Regions from separate parts of the Mus musculus genome. Here region 1 is linked to region 2. A link is a loop called in an ENCODE intact Hi-C map of the cell type or tissue named here. Cell type or tissue: left cerebral cortex. All regions are shown on one strand. Links, peaks and the distances in the headings refer to the core of each region. The heading gives the core; the rest is flanking DNA. Region 1 overlaps Mrps6 (mitochondrial ribosomal protein S6). Region 2 overlaps D430001F17Rik (a long non-coding RNA gene).

Region 1 (9,084 bases), core at 1,946-6,945, 150 kb before region 2:
CTGTCTCTGCACACTTAGGCTTCTTACCACACAAGTGGCTGGGTAGGACTGAACCGTTAGTTCCTGTGCTCAGTTGTTCTCCTCGCTCCCCTTTGCCAAACCTTCCTCCTCATTTCACCGGCCATCCTTTGACTTCCAGTTCAGGCCATAGCTGAGGCCTGGCTCCCCTCCAAGCCTCTCTCCTCTTCTCAGGCCTCTCAGGACCAGGTGCTACTGTGGCCACCTCCCAGAGCATGTCACCACCGGGGAGCAGTTCAGAGTCCCCCAGAGACAGCCTCTGTGGCTCCCAACCGCTCGCGGCCTCACCTGCTCTGGACTGCTTCATACCCACCTGGTCAGTTTCTCCTACAGTTTCCAGAACTTTCTCTTCCCTTGTATTTCTCTGCCTCTGAAATGTCTTTCTCCAGTTTGACATGCAAATCCACCAGGGATCTCTGTTCAGAATCCCAATTGTAACAGCACTCAGAAATCGCCTCCTCTGTCCCGGTGGCCCCAGCTATGCCCACACTCTCCTGCAGACCTTGCTGTCAACTGTGACAACTGGAACACCCCCACATTATATCTCACTCAGCAAGCAGATGCCTAGCCACAGCTAGAGAGGTCTTGAGACCTGACTCATCTTCTTCAGCAGCAGCACAGTCCCGTCTCATCCTGTACCGTGAGAAGCCATCCACTGTCTCAAAGCTCTGGCTGTTTCCTCTCTGCCTCCAATAGGGAGGGCAACATTGTGTGCGTTAAACGAGCTGGGCAGCGTAGAAGGTTCAAAGAGCATTCATGGAATTTTACAGGCATTCACAAACAAAGCAATGGTAAAACGACCGCCAAATCAGAGAGAAAACTGGCCAACACCCTGCAAAGGAACGAGCCATAACCTTCTCCGTCATCTTTCTTTAAAAACAGAAATCAACACGTTAGCATTCGTACTTACTGCACCTAGGTTTACCAACCTTTAAAAAGCAGAGTCAAACCTATTAAAAAAAAAAAAAGTTTGTTCTCTGGAATGAAGTTATTCTTGGCTGAGCCCGCCGGTGTCCCAGCAGATCAGCCTTTGCCTTGTTTCTAAGTTTCAGCTAAGTCTTTGTTGTTTTACACTTTTCAGACCCAAAACTTGTAACCTCATGAAGGTCTCATGTAGCCCAGTCTCAAACTTGCTTAGTAGCTCAAGGATCATATTGAACTCCTGACTCTCCTGCCTCTACCTCCCCAGCGCTGGATTCGAAGGCCTGGACCACCACACCCAGTTGACGAAGTACTAAGGGGCTGAGCCTAGGATCAAACACACGCTAAGCAAACACTCTAGCCACATCCCAATCTGTGGGTAAATTCTCTTAATCCCTCAACAAGAGCCGGGCGTGGTGCCGCACGCCTTTAATCCCAGCACTCGGGAGGCAGAGGCAGGTGGATCTCTGAGTTCGAGGCCAACCTGGTCTACAAAGTGAGTTCCAGGACAGCCAGGGCTATACAGAGAAACCCTGTCTCGAAAAACCAAAAAAAAAAAAATAATAATAATAATAATAGTAAAATAAAATAAAATAATCCCTCAACATAGAACATTCCATACTAATTAGCTAAAACACCTCCAATCCTATTTGATACATAGTATAGATAGAAACATAGATAGATAGAATGATAGATAGATAGATAGATAGATAGATAGATAGATAGATAGACAGACAGACACATACATACGTGGTTACATACATACATGAATACATACATGCGTGCATGCATACATATATACATACATACATGCATACATACAAAGATAGAGTGAGAAATGGCTTCCGTGTCTCTGAGTAAGTAGTTTTAGATGAAGATGCTGTTCTGCTGGGGGAGAATCCTAAGAGTATCATTCATACCCCTTTGGGCTCAAGATGACCTCCAAAATGATTGTAACTTGGCAGGATGTCACACAGCATGACACAGCAACAGGAATATGATTCTGGCTGTGCTCCCACACAGAGGGCCACCAGCCCCCAGGCCAGTCCTGGCTAAGAACACAGACCAAGTTCCAGGACAGGTTGCTCAGGACTGGATGAGGTGAATTTATACTTCCATTGAGATACCATGGAGTCAGAACTTCAGGGAACCGGCTGGCCAGCTGGCTTGGAGCAGCCTGCATCTCTCATATGCAGCCTCCCTGCAGTGACAGCCATACCCACCCATGCAGGGTCCTTAGCCTGCTGGCCCTCCATCACCATGGGGCCACTCCTTCCCAGCCTGTACTGTGGCAGATGACTAACAACTCCTCAGTGTCTCCATGTAAAGGGTTGTATTTACTCAGAGATGGCTTTTAAGACGTAATTTGTTAGACTGAGTAATCCAGATGGCTGTCACCTTAATTTTATTATCAGCTCTGCTTTGCTCAGAATCCCTTGGGGCTCCACTGAGCCCAGAAAGAACACAGTAAGGGCCCGGGGACGATGACATCACAAAGCAGGCCTACTGTCTGTCTAATCACATTAGCACTGTCTAAATCGAGCCGCTGCTCCTGCGTCTGTAATGCAGGGTGATTTCCTGGGATGGCCCCTCAGATTGTTTCCTCATTGGTACCAAACACTTTTCTAATGTGATTTTTTTTTAGCACGTAGTCACTGTTTTTTTTAAAGTCAGAAACTGTTAACGAAAGAAGAAAAATTTAAAAGCCCATCACCATCTTCCTCAGAGAGAATTAGTGTCCGTGGAACAGCACTCAACATTTTGGACTTACGAATTTATGCCTTAAAGATCTCTAATTATTGAGGATTTAGTTTTGTAAGCCCCCATCCACACCATCTCCCCGCCCCCCAAAACAGAGGAAACCTGAGCGGATGTCCAGCATCTCAAACTGCTGTTCAGAGAAGGCTCTCCTTCCATCCACAGCATGCCAGTCACCACTGTCATGAACAAATGCACCCTAAGAACAGCCCTCAGAACCAGCCCTCTAAGCAGCTGGAGCAGGTTAGAGGCAGAATTCAATGGGCCCTCCGATGCTAACTCAGGTCCCTGCCAAGAAGGCACCTCAGGCAGTGAAGACCTCCACAACAGGAAGTCCTCTGATGTGCACTAAAGACCTCTGTTCTAGTGGGCCCAGAATATCAACTGCCACGAGGTTCTGCTATGGACTTCAGAAAGGAAGATGCAGTTAGGCCCTGGTGGTAACAGTGAAGGTGGCTGCTGGTGGCCGGTGGTGGCTGGTGCGGTGCCTAGACTCTGGCTGTTGTGAAGGTGAGACAGCAGGCTTTAGTTGAACTAGATGGTGGATGTGAAGGCGAGAGAGGAGTTCAGGATCTCTCCTGAAGAGTGGGCAGGACCTGACACTGTGGACGTGGGACTTCTGGATGCCTGCTAGGATTTAAGGGGACTCTGCCTGCAGGGCGTCAGAGAGGTCGTGGGGAGCCCAGAGAGAATCCCAAGTAAAGATAAAATCGGAACAGAGCTTAACAGAGTAGGTATTTAAAACCAGGGGCTGGTGAGATTCCGACTGAGGAGACAGATGGAGCTGGAACACTCCAACACAAAGGTGAAGCAACTGTTGTCAGAAAGGAAAGTAAACCATAGCCCTGAGAAATTCTGCCCACATGCCCTTCGTCCTCACCCGCCTGCCGCAGGAGATTGCAGTCATCTGATGCTAAGAACCCTCAGGGGCAGACTCAAACGGGCTGCTGTTTTGGCGCATGAGAACAGACAACGATAAACTGCCACGCCCAGGTGATGAGGGGGTGGGGCAAAGCCAGGGCCTTGGAGCCGGCCTCCAACTGAAAATTCTATGCTCATTTCATTTCTGAATATTTTTTCAAAGCAACCAAGATTTTTTTCAAAATCACCATGGAAACATGTCTCCTGTCTCATCCATCCCTCCCCCGCCCCCCCCCCCTTGAAGAAGGCGAGCAGCGGGAGGCAGTTACGAGGCCTCCACAGATGGGCTAATTCTCTCTGCTAGTCTCTTAGCACAAATGGTGGTAGTCCTGACCACACACAAAAAAGGAATGCCCTGTACTTCTCAAATGCCCCCACCACACACACACACACACACACACACACACACACACACACACACACACACACACACACACGCTTCAGGGATGCTCTGTTCGGCTGGGGCCACTGAGCAAGCGCTTCTTCGTCCCGATAAACCCCACTACCTCTTGTGAATGCCTGACAACCTGCTCTCAGCCCCACCTTACCCCTGCTGAAGCTAGGCCATTATTCACGTCACACGAGCAAACAGCCAGTGCAGAGCTGCTGTCAGAAGGCACAGCCTTCCCTCTTGCCTTTCCTAAATGATCCTTTAGGAAGCTACAAGCTAAAGGGTACCCTGGACTCGGTAACTTCCCAGTCTGGTCTCTAGTGACAGCCAGCCTTTGGCTCCATCACTATCAGCTCCATCTACCACACCACACTCACCTATGCTGGGAGCTCCCAAAACAGTGATGTTCCCAGCTCCCCAACCAGCGCTCTACTCCATGCTGGTTGCCCCCGTGCCAGGGGAGATGCTGTCTCTGCTAGCAAACTTCCCGGGCCACTTCCACTTCCACGGTGATTGGTTTGGATCCCAACTATTGTTTTTATCATGGCCTGTGATTTACAGTACTGAGGATTTCCACTTCCTCTCCTACCTGTGAGGGCCTGGGGTTGGTAGTACTGCCTAGTGCACCCCTGTATCCTGCACAGTGCTACACATTATATAAATATGCCCCTGGAGCAATGCACAGAGAAGAAAGGCTTTGTGGGAACTTACAGAGAGCCAAGAAGCATGCTAAAAAGAGGCCTGGCCTCCAGAAACCCCTTTGATGACCCACAATGAAAAATCTCTAAAGGAGCCCAGCTCTGCTCCTATAGTAATGGAGCCCGGAGCCTGAGTCTGAGTGTGGGACAAGAACAGCCCAGGAGAGAAGGTCACTCACAGCAGGAGACTAGGCTGCAGGCCAGCAGGGTCTGCCTCCAGAAGGGTGTACAAGCCAAAAATGGCCTTGGGAAGTGAGCAGTCAGGCTCTCCCTCCCAGATCCTCCCCTGTGGCTTCAGAGGGTATTTTCTCGGAACCTTAAGCCTTGTGCACAGCACTGGAAGACTGGCTTCACTGCTATGAGGAGGATAAAGAAAGGTACACAGAGCTCAGTGGACAGAGCCGATGCCTAACTAACTCTTACACACTCAGCTAGACCCAGAAGGCAAACATAGCTTAGGCCTTAAGCACCCCATCTCCATCACCAAGGGCCTCTGTCAATGTTTCACGGAGGGCTTGCTAAAACAGCCGCTAACTTGGAGGCTTGTTGAGGACATCTTCCCCCAAAGGCCTGCCTCAGAGAAACCTTGGGCCTCAGCTTCCACATACCCCCCACCTCTGTAGGAACACCTCATGCCCTGGCTCTCCACAGGACTGAGCTACAGTCAGTATCCATGGACCACTGACAAAGCATTGATATTACAGGACCTGAGGCCACCTCTCAGGTCCTCTGCAAGTAAGCTGGAGATGTAGGAGAAAGCAGAACTTTGGACACTGGAAAGTTGAGGCTGAGATGAAAAGTGTCACGTATATTAGCCTGTCTAGCCTCCTGCTCTCAACTGTCTCCAAAATCTGCTGAGTCTGAGAATCATGGGTTAAATGAAGGGCAGTCGGGTCGAGCCAAGGTTATCAGTGAAGATGACCCTGTCCAAAGCAGACCAGACAGTCAAGATTACAAATCTAAGCGAATGCCCTTGTGGAGGATGTGAATCTCGGGGGCTCTGACCTTAAGAAGCTCTTAGGCTTCTGCAGCTCAGGTTCCCAACATAACCTCCAGACCTCCACGTCTAAGCTGCCTTGGTGTCTTGTCACGCCCCTCCCGCCCAGTTCTGTTCTGGCACTCGAGCTTGGGTCTCTGCTGGCAGGCGCGCTCACCCTACGGGCCTCACTTTCTCATACCCTGTGCCAGCCATTAGTATATCCTCTGTACCTTGCAATGGACTGTCAGCTCCAAGGAGGGTCCTTGTGCTTGCTGTTCACCACCACTTACCAAAGAAGCAGTGAAGTGCCTCGGGATGCCACCAGCCAAGGCAGAGTGGACAGAAAACAACACAACCTGGAAATCACTGGCATGTGCTGAAACCCACTGTGCAGCACTACTCAGGACAGAGGGACAATGCCTTCATTTTTAAGCATCCAAACAGGAAGTAGCATACACAGCTGCTCCCCATAGCCAGCCTTCTTCTTAACACTCTGTGCCACGAGGCTCTGAATACTTGCCTGCCCATGAATGCCCAATGGTGTCTGAGGGTTGAGGAGCAGAAAAGAAATCAGCAGTGCCATGCTTGGGCCATGAGAACAGATGCTAACCCCGCCAGCAACAATAACATGAGAGGCAATGCCAGCGTCGGTGTTGCAAGATAGACCAGAACCAGAGAATCCCAGCTACCATGTGGCAACTGGGTCCAGGTCGAATCCACGCTAAGCTTCTTCATCCAAATGCCTGAGTAACAACCCAGCACTTGGGAGGCAGAGTCAGGCAGATTTCTGAGTTCAAGGCCAGCCTGGTCTACAGAGTGAGTTCCAAGACAGCCAGGGCTACTCAGAGAAACCCTGTCTCCTACACAGAAAAACCCTGTCTCAAAAAAAAAAAAAAAAAAAAACAAAAAAAAACAAAGGCCTGAAAAGATTACGTGAGGTTAGCACACATGTGCACATGGCCTGCAATGTGGATTTCATAAACTGAGGGTGGTGACACCCAAGTAAAGGTGCATGGGATGCAAGCTGTCTTGCAGACAGATGTGGGCTCTTATGAGCCCTGCAGTTTTAGGAAATTCAAACTGAATGGGAAGTAGTCTACTTCCCCAGATAATCTTTACTCCATCCCTTTTATTTCTAGTCGTGAATTCTGCTCTACTGCTTTTTTAAAAGTTTGCCTTATTTTTATTTTGTGTGTCTGGGTGTTTTGCCTATATGTGCCTGTGCACCACAAGCATGCAGTGCCCACTGAGGCCAGAAGAGGGGCTAGAGTTTCAGATGGTTGTGAGCTGCCATGTGAGTGCTGGTCCTCTGGAAAAGCAGCCAGTGCTCTTAACCTCTGAGCCATCTCTCTCCCCCTGATCTGCTGCTCTTCAGAAAAAAGGTTTTATAATTTTTGCTTGGAAGAAGTTGAAGCACGTGCGATCTGGGCTCCCGTGAACAGGAGCTCTGCCGAGGAAGCCCTGGCTGGCGTTGGGTTTCACACACAGGTCTGTGTCCCTGTCCCTCCTTTGCCTGTGCTAAGACTACTGGGTTGTATAAATCAACACAGCCAGCTCCAAGCTCTTAGCAACAGCAGCTTTGTTATCTGAGAGGACAATTAACCCTGAGCAGGGACCATCTGAGAAGTCTGAGGGGCCACTCCTTTCACCAGCTCCAGGGAGGCCAAGGATGAGAGATTACTATTATTCTATATTAACATTCGCGGGACTATTATTCCAGGGAAAAGCCTAGCGGCCACCATCCCACTGCCTTCTTCAAAGGCTTCCAGGGCTGAGGGCAGTAGACAGGAGGTAGAAGCCAGTGATGAGACAACGCAGGTCCAACAGCCCCAACACTCATGGCCCTCCTCAAAGATCACTGACTGCCCCATGGACAGAAGAAAGCACAAATTCCGTAGACTGTCCAGTAGTCCAGCAGCAGACTCACCCAGATCCCAAACTTCAGGGTGCGAATAACAGTTTGGGGTGTCACAGCACAACTGGAGCTGCCAGCTTTGGGGGTACACTGTGCTGGGGAGGGGGGAGAAGCAATACAGCCGTCAGTGTTGATAAAGTCATGTTTATTACTCTGCTCCCAGTGTTCCATATAGGCTTGCAAGACAACCAAGTGTGAATGACAAACATTTTGCTCTTGGAAACGCTACAGTGGTACTGTGAACACCCCCACTCCCGACAAACCCCACAAGTGGGATGAAATCTCAGCAGAGACATCAGGGCAGGTCTCGGCCAGCAGTTTCTACCTCCTGCAGCAAAATGGTCATGGGCTAAAGTATCCTAGACAACAACCTAGCAGCACCCATAGTGCCCTTAGGATTAAATATAAGGCCAGAATCTGGTGAATCTTCTCACTTCTTCCTCCTCTTTGTTGAATACAGTTTTTCTTCAAGTGGGACTGGGACTATGCCGTCACACTCTTTTACTTCCTGGGTCAGAGGGTGTTTCACAATATTTGGTCTAACCACGTCAATGTCTCGCGCCAAGTGTTCCAGTATGTTCTCCACAGCACTTGTCGGAGCATAAAAATCCACCAGGAAATACCTGCAACAGACAGGGACAGGTGAATGCTGCATCTGAAGGATAACACGCCCTCTCTGCTCAGCGTTGTGATCTTTACCTTCCCAGAGATCACTGCTCACACTCAGCTGCAAGTGCAGCGGGCACCTCACACACTCACACTCAGCTGCAAGTGCAGTGGGCACACCCAGCCTCCTTCCAGACTGCACCTATCATTACGCCCCAGTAAAAATTAGCCGGAACCCCCTTCACAGCAAGGCTGTGACACCAGGCACAGGGAATAAGAACAGTTGTAAGACTGTGTATGTAGAATTTTCTACCCTATCAACAAGAACGGATTTTATATCATCTATTGATTATTCTGTGGAAACATTTATTAGATGGTCTTCTAATTTCCAAGGACTTTACTAGTGGCTTGGTACACCTGAAAGAAACAGTCAGGCCGTAAGTCAGCCAGCCACTTTCCACAGTGAGGAAAAGGACCTGGCACTCACCTGTAGGAACGAGAACTGACAGTCGGTATAACATTCATTATTCATGTCAGCGTGCTGCCAAACGGTATAACAGACAGCGTGTGGCAAAACCATATCAATACCCTGCTGGGCAATGTCATGAGGACTGTCTGCTGTCCACCTCTCTGTCCACACTCAAATGTAGCCAAGTGTAGCAGTGCACACCAGCATTTAAGACACAAAGGTAGGGGTATCACTTCAAGTCAAAGCCAGCCAGCCTCTACAGTGAATTACACAGTCGGCTATGGCTATGTAGATCCTATCTCAGAAACCCAGAGGGCAGGGGCAGAGGTTAGGCCTCCAGTGCACTGCTTGATCTGGACAGTGTGTGCGTTAGAGACTGTGAGCAGGACACTCCAAGGTCTGGCCATG
Region 2 (9,084 bases), core at 1,732-6,731:
ACAGTAACTGTAAAGGGGGAGGCTTGTTCAAAAGTCACTGGGAATTGAAGACCCTGACAGTGAAGCATGTGGCAGCGGTGTCCTAGAAGTCAAGGAAACTGGTAACAAAATAAACACTCATACCATTAGAGAGTTCAGCAAGAAGAGATAGATGTTAAGAGGTATCAAGTTCCCCACCTGGAACTGCTTCCAGGACACCCTTTGGGTACCAAAATCTGCAGATGCTCAAGCTCCCTGTATAAAATAGCATGCTGTTTGCACATAAGCCACCCACTTCTGTTTGTTACAATGTGTCTAGGTTGTTTGTACATAACCCACTTGTGTTTGTTACAGTGTGTCTAGGTTGTTTGTACATAACCCACTTGTGTTTGTTACAAAGTGTCTAGGTTTCTTCTGGTGTCTCTTGCAATCCAAAGGATGTGCAGAGCTGTTCTATCCAACAGGGAATCACAGAGACAAACCCATACATGTTCCATACATAATTTCTCCCAAATGTCTTCAAATCATGGTTGACCAACTCTGCGGCCTTGGAACCTATGGGCAGAGAGGACCAAGCCTAGGGTGTTATAATTTTAATTTATATAAGAAATGCATACATGTAAATCAGGAAAATAATTACAAAATGTTAGAGAGTGATGGTTCAGTGGGGCAGTTGATGCAGAGATGAAAGAGGAGTGGAAGTGTGTGGGGGGTTGTATTTTAATTAGGATGATGGGGGAAACTTGATTGACATCTGGAAAGAGACAGGCGCAAGCTGAGCAGATGTCTGAGAAAGTCACTCGGCTGGAACAGTGTTTGTAGTAACGAGGAAGATCCGAGTCCGTGGAGTGAGAATGGAAAGCATGCCAGGCGTTCCTATCACAGGGCCATGGCTAATGCAGACCCTGTGACTTCCCCTGCTCCTCTTGTCACAGCTAGCTTCTCCCAACCCTTATGTTTCACAGAGCTCACTCCCAACCACCCAGGCATCTACCACTCTCAACACTGAACCTCCTCAGTACCCTTAGGGCCCTGGCCACAGTTTGTAATGATGAATTTATTTGTTTGCAGAGCAAGTTGTTGGTTTGTTTTCCGGCCCTGGCCTGGTCTCTGGGCAATCTGACAGCAAACAGCACATATGTTTGACTTCTCTTGCAGCCGTTCCCTGAGCATTTAGCAAATGGACACTTAACATCCAGGTAATCCTCACCACACCAATTCTGAATACCTGAATTTTCCTGCTTACTGAAGGTCACTGATAATCCCCCAAATCAATATTCAGGGTGTTTTCTTGGTCGGGTGTGGACATGTGTGCACCTGGGAGGATAAAAGAATTACCAACAAACATTTTCCAGCTGAGGTCAAACAGAGAAATACTCTCTTATCTGTATGCCTGTGTGGTATGTATGTGTGTGTGTCTTGGGGGGGGGAGGGGAGGGCGGTGCATGTGTTGCTATGAGTGGAACCGAATTTCAAGAACACATTAAGGAAGCCCTCTATCTTAAGCTATACCCCTGGCCTGCCTTTTTCTTTTTTGTTGGTGATTTCGGTGTATCATGCTGAAGGGCTATCTAGTATCATGAGCGTCTAAGTCCTGAAAGACATGCCTCAGGAAGAAAATGCCTGTTAGTGTGGTTAGCTGTGAGGTTAATGTTAATGAATAGAAAATACAAAGTAAATAGGAAACACAAGGACAAAATCATATTGAGGCAAAGTCTTGAGTAACCCAGGCTGGGCTTGATCTACTAAACTGCCTTCATTTGGGATGACAGATGTGTATCACATCTGGGCAAGACTAGTAATCTTCGAAGGAATGGATTTGTTCTCTGGAATGGGTTGTTAGAAAGTGGCCAGCCCCTCTGTCCCCTTTATCCGTGTTCATTACTGCACACCACCACCACCCCCCCCCCACTATGTGACCTCAGCTGCATGGTATACTGCTTCACCAGATGCTAACAGGTGCAGCCACCTGGTTCTGACCTTCCCTGGGTCCATGTTTATGATTCCCCAGCCTCAAGTACTTAGTCATCATAGCAGTAGGAAGTGGTCTAAGACTCGAAGGCAAAGCTGTCCATTCTGCTGCCCCTTCACTGGAAACACCAGCCCAGAGACACAGTCGCTTTCCTTTCATGGGAGGCGTCTTCCGCTAGTCAACCAGAAGATGGTGCTGACATCAACCATCTCCAGCGATTGTGGTTTCAACCTCAGAATAAGAACCAGTCCTTCAAAAAAGGCATTGTTTGACTTCCTGTTTGACAGCTCAGTCTCAGCTGGGAATTAGATGTAGCTCTCCCTGAACAGCAGCGCAGTGCCGTGGTGATGAAGAGAGATGTCAGAGGCCAACCCAAACCTCCTGAGCTCCAGAGACCCATCGCTCAGCTTGCCCAGGCCATGGCTCAAACGCCAACAAAGTCCTACCCAAAGCTTCTGCCAACCTTATCGGCTACTCCAGGAGAGACCTCAGTCCACTGAAGAACGAAGTATCAAGAGATAATCTTAAGGAAGGCAAGTTCCTCCCCTCCCCCACTTCTCTGCTTCCTTTGTAGAAATGAAATGTACCCTCTGCTTCCAGGTTCCCATGCCTTCCACCATGATGAATTCTGTGCCTGTGGAACTGTAAGCCAAAATTGAATTGAAACAAAAACCTTTCCTTACAACAAAGAAAGAGATGGATGGAGGGAGGGAGAGAAGGTGGGGAGGGAGGACAACAGATCTCATAATGAACCAGCAAGAAAGGCCACAGGGCCAGGAGTCTGAAGAAAAGCTTGTAACCCAGCCCTCTTCCCAGGACCACTCGTGTAGACTCTGCGTACCAGTATGGAAGATGCCCTGCTTCTCCTCTGGGGGAAATGAAGGCTTAGACCTCCTGGGCTAGCTGAGAACTTAAATACCCATGATGGCTGATCTTCGCTGACACCTTGACACACCTGAGAAGAGGAGACTTCACCCACCCAGGAGCTGCAGCTGTCTTTGAGCTCCCATGCCCCTACAAAGAAGCCTAATAAACCCACTGGTTCGCCACGCTGGACTTTAGTGGGCCAGTGCCCTATCTGCGGCGGTGAATAGACATTTGTTTGTGTCTTCCCAGGAAAGTCACAGAATGCAGTAACTTGTAGAAATGCCAGCGTGGACTGGGAAGGAGAAAAGATTTGGGTCTCCTTCCCACCTGCCACATTGCTCCCTCTGGCCCTTTACCAGTTCCCTGTGACTGCTGCCTATTGACAGTAAATAAAAGGCACAGACAGACCTTGGCCTGATGGAGACCCACCCCCAAAAGAAGCATTTCTGGAACACAATTGCCACATTGAAAAGCCTTGTAAAGAGAGGCCTCCAACCATAACCATGGGGCCCTCTCACCTCTAGAAATACACTTCCTCCTGTCTACACATCCCGACATACAAACAATAACTCCATCACCAGGAGACCACAGCACAAAGAGAAAGGGGGAAGGGACAGAGGGAGGAGAGAGAGAGAGAGAGAGAGAGAGAGAGAGAGAGAGAGCAAGGCGTAAATAAGATGTGTGTGGGCAGACAGGAAAAATGATTGAACGGCAGAAGACATGAGGATGCATTTGACACAATGGCTTTTACATCACACCTACACACACGGCTAATATAAAGTACGTTCACAAACAGGTCTGTATCTGCGACGACGACGACGTCACACATTCTGTCTTGCGACTAGAAACAGTATTTGCACTTTGTACCCTGCACTGAATTATTTTATACACAAGATCACCTGGCACAGCTCCTGTCCCCAAGATGCAAATTAACATTTTCACAAGGGGTGGGGAGGCTGGGGGAGAGGGTGGGGGTGGGGGACCAATGTGCTCTGCTGGCCACACTGATATTACTGGGCATGATGGATGCTGCCAGTGCTGTTGCCTAGCAACCCAAGACCCTTCCAGACAACCCAGCAGCCTCGCTAGTGCGCAGTGGCAAACAGGGCTGGTTCAACATGGCACTGGGCACAGAAAGATAATAACGTGGGGGTGGGTTTTGGGGTTTTTTTTGTTTTTTGGTTTTTTTTTTTGTTTTATATTTTTGGTAATCATTCTTGATGATTTCCTGAGGAGATCAACATATCTAAGAGCAGCCTGAGTCCTACATGAAATGAGAGCTGGAAAAATCCCAGGGTTTTTGAATTACCTCCTACTCTGCTCGGGAGAGTTGTGGAATTTTACTGGCTGGTCTCCTGACAATCTCCCCACCGCTGGCCCTCGCCGCTACAGTCTCAGAGTGACTCACCAGCATACCCTCAGAGCTGTTTGTCAGCCTTGTCATGAGTCACGGTTTTTTCAGCTTTTTTTTTCCTCAAACTGAAACACTTGACATTTTAGAATGGGTTTGGGGAAGGTTCTTTTAAAAAAAAAAAATAAAAATAAAAAAAAATAAAAGAAAGAAAGAAAAGAAAATGTAAGCCACTCTCTGGCTTTGTGTGCAAGTGTGGGGGTACGTGGGAAGGGGTGAATAATGACTGCCTGTGCAGGTAAACAGGGACACGTGACCAGCAGCCAGCAGAGCGAAGGCAGCTGGGGGTGAGGGACGGACATTCCCCTAGGCTGCATCTTAGCAGGACACAGGTTGGCCAGCATCCACCCACTTCCAATCCATTCCATCAGAGTGACAGAGTGCTCCCCTCACCTCCCAACAGAGAAATCAGCCCTCCTTCTATGCTCCATAACAGAACCACACAAAGCTCTATGGGAAAAAAAAAAAAAACATCCCACAGGGAAAATTAAGGAACAAAGAAAACTGGAATCTAAGATTAAAAACCGAGAGCCAGAATTGCTGCCGAGAGATTGGGTCCCATTGGACAGAGGTGGGCTGGTCTCTGGGCCTGGATTCTAATCCTGGCATTAAGTATGGGAAGGTAAGAAACTTCTGCCCATTTGAAGGGCCAGCCAGGTGTCTCATTCTGTCTGTCCATTAGCAAGCTGTCTGGCTTGCTATTCCCCATTGAGGGCTCCTCAGACTCAGGTACCTTTTAGCTCTCTCGGGAGCCTTGAACCACATCAGATATGTCATCAGCTCAGTGCACGCTGTATGTCTGTAAGGAGACACAGTTACAAGAAAGAATTAACTAACTAAATCCAATTAACCTCTCAGAACCCCTATTAGTTCCTGTATTTAACAGGATGAATTCAGTATGCCCCGTCAGCCCCACAGAAAAATAATGAAATCTAGGAGTCAACGAGACTGAATGCATTTCTAAGCGTTATGCAATGTTTTCACATTATAAAAAACATTATTGGAAAAGAAAAGGAAATAGTTACCGGAAATGCAGCAAAAGCCGGGGATCGGGGATCAGGGATCAGGCTAACTCCATGCCTGGTGGAGAGTCAGGAACAGGCTCATGACAAGAGTCTCCTTTTCAAGTTTGGAGTGAGAATCAAAAGTCCACATTATTTGCATCGTTGAGCAACGGCATTGAAGATTCAATGTTTAAACCACAAATGCTTTTGTGTTACAGCAACTTAGTAATTTTATTACCTCGCATGCTTTAATTAAATGTATTAAATCCATTCCCTGAACATAAAAGTCCTAGGGATAGATATAAGACAGGTAACTGTTTTTCTTTTTTTATTATTATTATGGAAATATTCAAACATGCACAAAAACTAGAGGAGATGGCCTTAATAAACCTCTCAATGTTTATCTACTTTTATTTCCTGTGGATGCGATTAAAAAAAAAAATACCTTACTAAGAGAAGGGTTTACTTAGCTCACAATCCCAGGTTGCAGTCTATCACTTCAGGGAAGTCAAGGCAGGAGCCTGAAGCAGCTGGTTACGCCTACAGTCAAGAGCAGAGAGAACGGGGAGTCGGGGCCTGCATGGGAGCGCCCAGCTGGGTCTCTCTGTTCTCACACAGTTCAGGATCCCTGCCAAGGGAATAGTGATGCTCACAGTAGGCAGGGCTTCCCATCTAACCTGAACATCCTTCATAGACATGTGCACAAGCCAGGTTCAGCTAGACACCCCCTCATTGAGATAATTATATGGTGTATCCAGCTGTCAACACTGACCACCACAATGCTCATCACACTGCGTCTAGCATCATTACCAATCGCCAGTCTTATTTCATCTACTCCAGGTACCACATCGTGTTGTTTCAGATTTTAAAAAAAATTTTTTTATTAAAAATGTATTTATTAGGTACCCAGTGTTCTGCCTGCATATATGCCTCCATGCCAGGAGAGGGCGCCAGATCTCATTATAGATGGTTGTGAGCCACCATGTGGTTGCTGGGAATTGAACTCAGGGCCTCTGGAAGAGCAGTCAGTGCTCTTAACCACTGAGCCATCTCTCCAGCTCCCTATTTTCTTTTATTATAACTATACAACGGTGTGAGTGTAAACTCATGTTCAGTTTGTTTTATTTGTAGAGTAATGGTGTTCTGTCTGTAAGAATGTCTATGCATCATGTTGCATGCATGCAGTGTTTGTAGAGACCAGAGCATCATCAGATCCCCTGGCACAGTTTCAGATGGTTGTGAGCTGCCATGTGGTGCTGGGAATTAAACCCAGGTCCTCTGAAAAAGCAGTCAGTGGTCTTAACCACTGAAGCCACCCCTCCATCTTCTCATGTTAAAACTCGATCCCACTGTGGTGGTATTAGGAAATGGGGTCCTTTGAGGTGGTTAGATTATTAAAAGTGAGCAATCCATCCTCACAGGACTGGATGGATTCTCTAGGCAATGTGTGAACCTTCATTTCTGAAGGACAGGGTGGGTTGTCCTGAGCTGATGGACCTCTGAACCGATGCTGTGCCCTCTTGGTCTTCTGCATTCTGTGTGAGGTTCACAAGCACTTGATACTCCCCAGAAGCAACTGAGGACCTTGCAGGCTCCAGAACGGTGAACCAAAAAAGTCTTCTCTTTATGAATAGTCTAGTCTACAGTATCCTGTTATAGCAACAGAAAATGGATAAAAGCCAAGTTTAAAATACAAACCCCTGTTTCCAAATGTATGGTACATTTAACTACACTTAAATTGAACTTGGAACCTTGGATAAGCCCAGCCCTGTACAACTGAGCTATACACACACCACCACCACCACCACCACCACCATCACCACCACCACCAACAACAACAACAGCACCCTTTATTTCTGCTTTTTCTTTTGCGACAAGGTCTCCATAAGTTGTCCCAGCTAAAATTCAGTTTGTAGCCCTGGCAGGCCTTGAACCTGCAATCCTCTGCCTTTATCTGCTTTCGTGTGCCAGGAGAGGGCACTGGATTCTTTGGAGTTACAGAGGGTTGTGAGCCCCATATGGGTGATGGGCACCAAAGGAGGGTCCTCTGGAAGAGCAGTCAGTGCTCTTAACTGATCAACCATCTCTCCAGCCCCCACCCCATAATATATATTACTCAGAGGTGACATGGTTAACATAAACCATTTCTATGTCTTATTTCTATTATTTTTTAAATCAATGATTATTGAAAATGAAATAGAATTAATTTAAGAATTTTTTAGAACCTGTTTTGATAGGAAATCATTATCAAAATCTATGTATCAGCATACTTATTATCTGAGGTACTCATACATTCTTTTTCAATTTTATTTACTCTCACTTATTCGCTTTATATCCCACTCACTGCCCCTTCCTCATCACGCCCCCCTACAACCTCCCCCCATCCCCCTCCCCTTCTGAGAGGGTGGTGGCCCCCCTGACATCCCCCTACCTTGACACATCAAGTCTTTGCAGGGCTAAGAGCATCTTCTTCCACTGAGGCCAGACAAGGCAGCCCAGCCAGAAGACCACATCCCACGGACAGACAGGCAGCAGCTTTGGGGGTAACCCCGCTCCAGTTGTTCAGGACCCACATGAAGACCATGCTACGCATCTGCGAAATATGTGCAGGGAGGCCCAGGTCCAGCCTGTGTATGCTCTTTGGTTTCTCATACCTTTATAAAACTCACTAAAATGCTACCGTTAGGTCTATTAAATGTTTCGTTAAAACCTTAGAGTGCTACTTGTTTATATAAGCCAACATTTATTGAAGTGAACATTAAAAAAAATTAAACTCTTAAAAATAATCCAGGATATCTGAAAATTGATTACTGACCAGATGTTTGATGATACTAAGATTTTGTCATTGTGCTGAGCCTGGCGGTGGGGGCACTGAGTAATGTATATTATTGGGGGGCTGGAGAAATGGTTCAGCAGTTAAGAGCACTGACTGCTCTTCCAGAGGAGCCTCCTTTGGTACCCAGCACCCACATGGCAACGCACAACCCTCTGTAACTCCGAAGGATCCAGTGCCCTCTTCTGGCCTCCACAAGCACCAGTCATGAAAGTGGTGCACAGACATTCAAGCAGACAAAGCACATATACACATAAAATAAAAATAATACACAGTTTTAATCCTTATTAGGGGCTGTAGAGATGACTCAGTGATTAAGAGCACTCGCTACTCTTGCAGAGGACCCAGGTTTGGTTCCCAGCACCCACACCTGACAGCTCATAACTCCATGTGACTCTAGTTTCAAGGGACCGGACACCTTCTTCTGGCCTTCACAGACAGCTACAATCACATGGTACACATATATACAAGCAGGCTAACACCTGCACATACCCGTGCACACGATTAAAATATCTCTTTTTTTAAAATCTTTATTGGATTAATTGTGGTTAAGATCTATGATATGTGGATATATATGTTTTTCAAAAAAAAACCTTTCATATTAGAGATTGTAGAAAACACTATCCCAATAAATAATGGAATCCAAATCTGAGTAAGCTTACTCTCTGCTTTAGGGCTTCCATTGCTGTGATGAAACGCTATGACCAAAGCAACGTGGGAAGAAAAGGGCTCAGCTCAGCTCACGTGTCCTGACCAGAGCTCATCAGAAGGAAAGTCAAGGAAGGCACACATCGCCAGCAGGGACTGAAGCAGAAGGCAGAGAATCCCTCATTTCTGGCTTTCTGTCCATGGCTTCCTTAGCCTGCTTTCTAATACCACCAAAGCCACTGCACCAGGGGTGGCCACACCCACCATAGGCGGGGCCTTCCACATCAAGAAACTGCCCCGCGGGCCAGTTCTATGGAGGCTTTTCTCAGTTAAGAGTCCTCCTTCCCAGGGGACTCTAGCTTGTGTCCGT

What was found. Peaks named below come from ENCODE experiments on the same cell type or tissue, not always from the same donor. Only the 100,000 strongest peaks of a DNase experiment are listed, where the experiment ranks them.
Region 1: it touches region 2 in a loop (10-fold over the local background); 1 of 42 quality-filtered maps calls a loop at or near these places.

Annotation. Positions count from the first base shown.
Region 1 is chr16:92,110,873-92,119,956 of GRCm38, reverse strand. It overlaps Mrps6 (mitochondrial ribosomal protein S6), which reads right to left. Exons shown (of 3, transcript NM_080456.1): 3 at 7,730-8,224. The coding sequence ends at 8,032. Among named protein-coding and RNA genes, the nearest start is that of Gm41496, 10 kb to the left of the region's middle. In left cerebral cortex, for the core only: a CTCF peak has its summit at 4,999; DNase peaks (open chromatin) are centred at 3,194, 3,688, 4,222, 4,945 and 2 more places; H3K27ac peaks cover 2,187 bases.
Region 2 is chr16:91,957,830-91,966,913 of GRCm38, reverse strand. It overlaps D430001F17Rik (a long non-coding RNA gene), which reads right to left. Exons shown (of 4, transcript XR_876250.1): 2 at 5,679-5,773; 3 at 5,255-5,348; 4 at 684-5,028. Among named protein-coding and RNA genes, the nearest start is that of D430001F17Rik, 8.4 kb to the right of the region's middle. In left cerebral cortex, for the core only: a CTCF peak has its summit at 6,171 (motif pointing right); DNase peaks (open chromatin) are centred at 4,177 and 4,470; H3K4me3 peaks cover 388 bases; H3K27ac peaks cover 1,996 bases.